Regions from separate parts of the Homo sapiens genome. Here region 2 is linked to region 1. A link is an interaction called in ENCODE POLR2A ChIA-PET data of the cell type or tissue named here. Cell type or tissue: GM12878. All regions are shown on one strand.

The links. ChIA-PET counts read pairs that join two places held together with the same protein. Peaks named below come from ENCODE experiments on the same cell type or tissue, not always from the same donor. Only the 100,000 strongest peaks of a DNase experiment are listed, where the experiment ranks them.
Region 2: POLR2A ChIA-PET joins it to region 1 with 6 read pairs; 3 of 35 experiments call an interaction of 5 or more read pairs at or near these places.

What each region holds. Positions count from the first base shown.
Region 1 is chr10:72,246,558-72,250,557 of GRCh38, forward strand. No RefSeq gene overlaps it. Among named protein-coding and RNA genes, the nearest start is that of DDIT4-AS1, 25 kb to the right of the region's middle. RefSeq lists enhancers at 1,343-1,910, 1,911-2,479, 2,480-3,046, 2,515-2,614. In GM12878, no CTCF peak of the experiment used is centred here; DNase peaks (open chromatin) are centred at 1,754 and 2,344; H3K4me3 peaks cover 2,000 bases; H3K27ac peaks cover 3,113 bases.
Region 2 is chr10:72,052,797-72,056,796 of GRCh38, forward strand. No RefSeq gene overlaps it. Among named protein-coding and RNA genes, the nearest start is that of SPOCK2, 34 kb to the right of the region's middle. In GM12878, no CTCF peak of the experiment used is centred here; a DNase peak (open chromatin) is centred at 2,295; H3K27ac peaks cover 570 bases.

The sequences.
Region 1 (4,000 bases):
TTGATGACCTCTTTCAAGACCCATCTCCAAATAAGGTCACATTCTGAGATACTGGGGTTAGGACTTCAAAATACAAATTGGAGTGGGGACAACACAATTCAACGTGCAACAACAATCTCTAACCCAGCCCTCTCTTTATTTTATTTATTTATTTTTATTTATTTATTTATTTATTTTTTGAGATGGAGTCTCGCTCTTGTTGCCCAGGCTGAGTGCAATGGTGCAATCTTGGCTCACCGCAACCTCCACCTCCTGGGTTCAAGTGATTCTCCTGCCTCAGCCTCCTGAGTAGCTAGGATTACAGGCATGCACCAACATGCCCAGCTAATTTTGTATTTTTAGTAGAGACAGGGTTTCACCATGTTGGTCAGGCTGGGCTCCAACTCCCAACCTCAGGTGATCCACTCGCCTCGGCCTCCCAAAGTGCTGGGATTACAGGCGTGAGCCACTGCGCCCAGCTATTTATTTTTTGAGATGGAGTCTCGCTCTGTCGCCCAGGCTGGAGTCCAGGGGCGTTACCTCAGCCCACTGCAACCTCTGCCTCCCAAGTTCAAGTAATTCTCCTGCCTCAGCCTCCCAAGTAGCTGGGATTACAGGTATGTGTCACCACACCTGGCTAATTTTTGTGTTGTTAGTAGAGATGGGGTTTCACCATGTTGGCCAGACTGGTCTCGAACTCCTGACCTCAAGTAATCCCCCCTCCTCAGTCTACCAAAATGCTGAGATTACAGGTGTGAGCCACCGTGCTCAGCCTCCAGCTGTTATTTTTATTGACAAAGTTATGAAAATATTTGAGTGGGAAAGTGATTTGCACAGGCTCCATCAAGTTGACAAAACCAAGATCGGAACACAGGTCTTTTGGGGCCCCCAGCCTTCAGCAGACTTCCCCAGGAGTAGCAGTATTGCCTGCTTTTGGAAACCTCTTCTCCAAGAAGGGAATCCCTGAGCTTGGGCCAGTCTAGGAAGCACCCAGTTGAATCTACAGGCCTAGGACACATGAAAACCCTTTTACCAACCAACATCTGGAAAGGGACTCTGCAATGCCAGGGTAGAAGGAGCCTTATTCATGGAGCTTCATAGAGGCACTGGGTCTTATTTTCTTTGAGACGGAGTTTCACTCTTCTTGCCCAGGCTGGAGGGCAGTGGTGTGATCTCGGCTCACTGCAACCTCCGCCTCCCGGGTTCAAGCGATTTTCCTGCCTCAGCCTCCCGAGTAGCTGGGATTACGGGCATGCACCACCATGCCCAGCTAATTTTTGCATTTTTTTAGTAGAGATGGGGTTTCTCTATGTTGGTCAGGCTGGTCTCAAACTCCCGACATCAGGTCCTCCGTCTGCCTCAGCCTCCCAAAGTGCTGGGATTACAGGCATGAGCCACCCCCTCCGGCTTGGGTCTTATTTTCAATGGCCAGGCCTCTCATTAACGTGGCAGGAATGCAGCCTGTGCGGAGCTCCCAACAGTGCAGTTTGCCAGAAGTTGGCTGGGATTGTGCTGGGTTTCTCAAGGTTCCCCTCCTTGTTCACTCTCTTCAGACCCACCTTTGCCTGCAGCTGGCAAGCAGCTGATAGATCTCTATTTTGCTGTTGTGAGAATTCACCAAAAAGGCACTTCTAAAAGCCTCATGCAACTAGCAGGAGAAACATAGGTTTAGAGCCTTGCTCCTGCAGCTTCAAAAACAAGGAGGCAAAAATTGAGATTGAATATAGCACAGAGTGTGGGTGACACCAAACCACGGACTGAGTTGATAGGCTGCAGGGAAGGAAGTGAAAAGTTCACCTTGTCCTTCCGTCTAACAGAGGACTGCTGGTTTTGCAGAGGTTTGCTTTTTTTTTTTTTTCCATTCAATAAAAATAGCTCGGTGGGACAACATATTATAGCATTCGTGGAAATAAAAACTAGGAACCACATCATAGGATGTTCTGCTCCAAACTTGGCGCTGATCCCCCAGGCAGCTCCAAGTTCCCTCTGATTCAGGCAGCAGCGACGGAGGCCCTCCCCTGTCCCAGGTGGGACCCGGCCTTCAGAGAGGAAGGGAGGTGGTGGTATGAGGCATCAGCTGTTTCCTTTGCCTGTGGGCCAAGATCCTTGCCATGGCAGAAATACAACTTTGTCCCCAGTGTCTGCCTTCTGCACTGTAAAAAGCAAGTTTCCATCACAAAGGGTTGCGATTCAGGAAACCAGGGTTAGAGGCAAACGGGTCTTATTTGAAAATGGTAAAACCTGGCCAGGCCTTGGACTTCCTGCATTGGTTGCTCTCCTGGGACCTGGGACCAGCCCAGCAGGGTGGGGTGGGGCAGCAATGCAGGTTACAGGATGTGAAAGTGGGGACTGAGGTTAGGAAAAAGAATAAAAGGCTGTGACCAGAACACACCCAGCAGAGGCCATGTGCAGTTCTCTTCTTCAGGGTTTCCTGTGGGTACACTGAGAACATTGTGTTCTGGCTGAGAACTTATCCGGCGGAGCCTGCTGCATACGTGGCCCCTGGGTCCTAGTGCTGCCTCTTACCTAGCCTCAGGCCTGGCTCCCCTGCCTGCACCTGCGTGCAGCCCACTGTATGACCCAGGGAGGCTGTCTCCATTGTGTCCTCCTGCTGGGTGAGGCCCCCGGCCACCAGACTCCGAGCACTTAAGATTCTGACCCATCCCGCATTTCCAAAGCATCTTCAGCGTGCCGGGTGCCATCACACAGTCGCGTTTCATATCCCTCATAACAAAACATCCTTCAGATGACAAAACTGAGGTTCAGGGAAACTGAGAGGAACAACCAACATCAGTATTTATTTTTATTTATTTATTTTAGAAAGGGGGGTTTCACTTCCACCCAGGTTGGAATGCAGTGGTGCGTTCATAGCTCACTGCAGCTTCCAACTCCGGGCCTCAAGTGAACCTCAGCCTCCTGAGCAGCTGGGACTACAGGCACGCACCACCACCCCTGGCTCATTTTTGTATTTTTTGTAGAGACAGGGTCTCATTATGTTGCCCAGGCTGGTCTCGAACTCCTGGGCTCAAGCAACCCTCCCGCCTCGGCTACCCAAAATGTTGGGATTAAGACATAAGCCACTATGTGCCTGGCCTATGCCAGTATTTATTTATTTATTTATTTATTTATTTATTTATTTATTTATTTATTTATTTATTTTTGAAATGGAGTTTTGCTCTTGTTGCCCAGGCTGGAGTGCAGTGGCATGATCTCGGCTCACCGCAACCTCTGCCTCCCGGGTTTAAGCAGTTCTCCTGCTTTAGCCTCCCGAGTAGCTGGGATTATAGGCACCCACCACCACACCGGGCTAATTTTTGTATTTTTAGTAGAGACAGGGTTTCACCATGTTGGCCAGGCTGATCTTGAACACCTGACCTCAGGTGATCCACCTGCCTCAGCCTCCCAAAGTGCTGAGATGACAGGCGTGAGCCACCATGCCTGGCTGCCACTATTTATTAAAGGTTCTTGGATGCAGGTCTCATGTCACTTCGGGATAACTGATTTTGAGGCATTATTTCAAACTCTTGCAATGAATGTGAGCATTTTCTCTCAAAGTTTCTCTCCAGGTGATTTTGAGAATAGATGCTTTCTCTTTTTTATTTTTTGTTTGCTTGAGACAGGGTCTCATTCTGTCGCCCAGGCTGGAGTGTGCAGTGGCGTGATCTTGGCTCATTGCAGCTTCAACCTCCCTGGATCAATTGATCCTCCTGCCTCATCCTCCTGAGTAGCTGGGACTACAGGTTTGCACCACCAAGCCCCGCTAATTTTTTTTTTTTTTTTTTTTTTGAGACGGAGTCTCTTTCTGTCGCCCAGGCTGGAGTGCAGTGGTGCAATCTCGGCTCACTGCAACCTCCACCTCCCGGGCTCAAGCAGTTCTTCTGCCTCAGCCTCCCGAGTAGGTGAGACTACAGGCATGCGTCACCACGCCTGGCTAATTTTTGTATTTTTAGTAGAGACGGGGGTTTCACCATATTGGCCAGGCTGGTCTCGAACTCCTCACCTTGTGATCTGCCCGCCTTAG
Region 2 (4,000 bases), 190 kb before region 1:
CAAAAGGTGAAGGAACTTGACTTTCACCCTGTGGGTAGTAGGGAGTCATTGAGGGTTTTATGTAGAGGAAAGACCCCACCTCACCCATCTCCATGGTAGTTATGACAAAAGTGGACGAGGAGCGCTAGAAAGGAAGGAGCTAGAAGCCCAGTTTGCCAGCTGCTGCAACTGTCCAAGTGACAGGTGATCAGGGCTAAGCTGGGGAATGCACTCATTCAGCAGGTATTGATGAATCTGTACCCAACTAGAAGGCAGACTTTAGCCTGGACAGTTCAGCCCCAACTATTTCTCCAGTCTTCATTTGAATCCTTTCCTGCCTCCCAGCCATAGCACGCACAAGGTCTGCAGCACCCTCTGCACACGGTGTGCACCCAGCAGACCACCACCATTCCCAGCCCTCCCTACTGTCACACAGGCCCCGTCACCCCTTCACAAAGAGTTTGCAACCCTTGGGAAAGCACCTTCCTGCCCCGAGAAAAATCACACTGAGACACGTGTTCTTGTGTCTTTTTTATTGGACTGTGGGCTTCCTAAGGCAGGCCGGGCACTATTTCCCTCTGTATCCTCTTTTGCACCACCTAACTCAATTTCTCCAAGCCTGATAAGCAAAGAGCCTTGCATACAGCAAGGGTGCAATAAACCCAGCCAAGTGGACATCCCATCTCCAAGGGTCAAGGCCGGATGGTGTAGCTCTAAGGAAGGGGCAGACCAAATGAGCTTTGACATCTCTGGGATTTGATGATCCCAGGATTCTGAATCCAAGAATCTGGGGTTGAACGGGCTCCTTGGAGCCCAGTGTGTGAGCAGAGGGAGAGGACAAGGAACAAAACCAAAGAGATCCAAGTTCAGTGGAGTCCCAAGCCTGCTGGGAACAATGCTGGAGAAGGGGTGCAGGGAGAGAAAGGTAGGAGCCCACGTCTCCCTAGCTGCCCTCTAACTGCTGCAGGATAGGCCGTCACCTGCCCATCAGCAGCTCAGCAAGTGAACAGGCCCTCTCAGCCCTGGCCCAGGGGTCTTGCGTCTCCTGATGGGGGCCCCTCCAGGGTGATCCTGGGGGTCCTGGGGCAACTTCATGTTGAACAGCTGGGCGTTGCCAGGCCCCAGGCTGGCCCTCCAGGACAAGGGGAGTGTTGGAGGACCTGGCTGGAGCTAGCTGCCTGGCAGAGTCAGGGAGGAGGCTGGGGCTGCGGAGGAGGAGAGGTTGCCCCACTGAGCGCAGCCTCTGTTGGTGTCACTGACTGTGATATCGTGATATAAGAAGAAATATGTATTTGGTCTTTGCCCTCAGTTCCTGACCCAGAGCCCAAAACCTTTGTAATTTCCTGAGTGATAGGAACTTCTGACACAGAGCTCTGAAATCCCTTGGAATTTCTGGAGTGATAGGAGCATCTTTTGTTCCAATGAGGTGACTCCTGGGGGGCTCCTGGATACCCTCAGGATAAGGACTGGCTGCCAGGGGAACCAACTACCCCCAACCGCTGGGGAAGGGAGAGGGGCCAAAGGTTGAGGCGATCACCAGTGGCCAGTGATTTCATCAGTCATGCCTACATAATGAAGCCTCCATAGAAACCCAAAAAGACAGGGTTTGGAGAGCTTCCTGACAGCTGAACACATGGAGGTTCCTGGAGGGTGGTGCCCATGGAGGGCATGGAGGCTCCACGTCCCTTCCCACCCACCTCACCCTATGCATCTCTTCCATCGGGCTGTTCATCTGTGTCCTCTGAAATATCCTTCACCATAAATGGGTAAAGGTGTCTCCCTCAGTTCTGCAAGGCTCTAGCAAATTAACTGAACCTGAGGAGGGAGTATGAGAACCCTGATCTGTAGCCCATAGGTCAGAAGCACAGGTCAGAACCTGGGGCTGGTGACGGGCATCTGAGGTGGGGGCAGACTTGTGGGACTGAGCCCTTTTTAAAATTGCTAAATTCATTTTAATTTTTTTTAGACAGGGTCCCACTCTCTTGCCCAGGCTGGAGTGCAGTGGTATAATTATGGCTCACTGCAGCCTTGACCTCCCAGGCTCAAGCAATCCTCCAGCCTCAGCCTCCCAAGTAACTGGGACTGTAGGTGCATGCCACCTCATCTGACTAATTGTTTTGCTTTTTTGTAGAGATTGGGTCTTACTCTGTTGCCCAGACTGGTCTCAAATTCCTGGCCTCAAGACATCCTCCCATTTTGGCCTCCCAGTTCGCCACTGTGCCTGGTGGGACTGAGCCCTGACCTGCACGATGTGTCACTCTCTCCAGGCAGTGTAGGAATTGAATTGAATGTGGGACAGCTAAGTGGTGTCCCCTGGAGAACAACTTGGTGTGTAGAGAAAAATCCCCACACATTTTGGTGACCAAAGGGGAAGTATTGTGTGTTGACAGAGTGAGAGTAGAAGAGAAAAAAATAGTTTCGCTTTTTTTCCCCCTCAGATAGACTATAAAGGAGATTGAGGCCAGGCACGGTGGCTCATGCCTGTAATCCCAGCACTTTGGGAGGCCAAGGCGGGTGGATCACTTGAGGTCAGGAATTCTAGACCAGCCTGGACAACATAGTGAAACCCCATCTATACTAAAAATACAAAAAAAAATTAGCTGGGTATTGTGGTGTGCACCTATAATCCCAGCTACTTGGGAGGCTGAAGCAGGAGAATCGCTTGAACCCGGGAGGCGGAGGTTGCAGTGAGCTGAGATCACGCCATTGCACTCCAGCCTGGGCGACAGAGTGAGACTCTGTCTCAAGAACAAATAAATAAATAAATAAAATTAAAATAAGGAGATTGAGAGGAGATAGTGCAGGGAGGGGCCTCCTTCCCCACCAGCGCCAGGGAAGCAAATATTCCTGGGAGACTTGGAAGGCATCCACCCTCCCCTCTACTGGCATGGCTGGAATCAGAAGAGGATGGGCAGCGGGAGCAGGAGCTTGACCTCAAGGGTCAGCCCAGCTTTCTCTAGAGGCTGACCCATCCCACAGGGGTGCATCAAGGATGCCCACCCTTCCAGAGAAACAGTGGCAGAGTCACACCAAATGTGCAATGTGAGAGAGAGAGAGAGAGAGAGAGAAAGCAAGACAATCCCGAACCTAACAAGACATTTTCTGGACTCGTACCTGTGCATGTTTTTTGTTTTTTTGTTTGTTTGTTTGTTTGCCTGTGCACGTTTTCACAGACTCACAACACTGGACAACTGAGTCCAATCCCCTCATCTTACAGATGGGGAAACTGAGGCCCATGGAGAGGTGCTGACCCAAGTTCAGAAGCAGGTCCTGGAAGAATCTCCATGTCTTACCTTCTTCTGTACTTCCCCAGTACCCACGCTCCCATCCACATTCAACCATGACTTACTGATGAAAACACAGGATTTTCCACCTTGGGCATTATCTCAGTGCGGGAGGCATGCCAGGAGTGGCTACAGCCCTGGGCAGCTGAACTTGCAGTGAGCCAGGCCTGGAGCAACACCAAGGCTCCACCACACACCCCTGCCTGAGCCAAGGTCAGCCCTGGGAAACAGAGTCTTCTCATCCATAAATGGGTCTGAGTGGCTGGTGATCCCTGCCTCGTGGAGTTGCTGAGGGGATTCAACAGCAGACGCAGCCTGGACTGGCTCACGCTTGTGATCCCAGCACTTTGGGAGGCTGAGCCCAGGAGTTCGAGACCAGCCTGGGCAACATAGCAAGACCCCCATCTCTACAAAAAGTTTAACAATTAGCTGGGCATGGTAGCACACACCTGTAGTTCCAGCTACTAGGGAGGCTGAGGTGGGAGGATTACTTGTGCCCAGAAGTCTGAGGTTACTGTGAGCTATGATCTCACCACTGCACTCCAGCCTAGGTAACAGAGTGAGAAACCTTCTCTGAATAATAATAATAATAATAATAATAATAATAATAATAATAATGTAAAGGACATAGGGCATTGAAGGGAACATAGAAATGTTTGTTTTTTCCTCTCCTCTCCCTCACCTATTTTGCTCAAAATATAAAAAGTTCTGGTTTTTGTTTGTTTTTGGTCAAATAC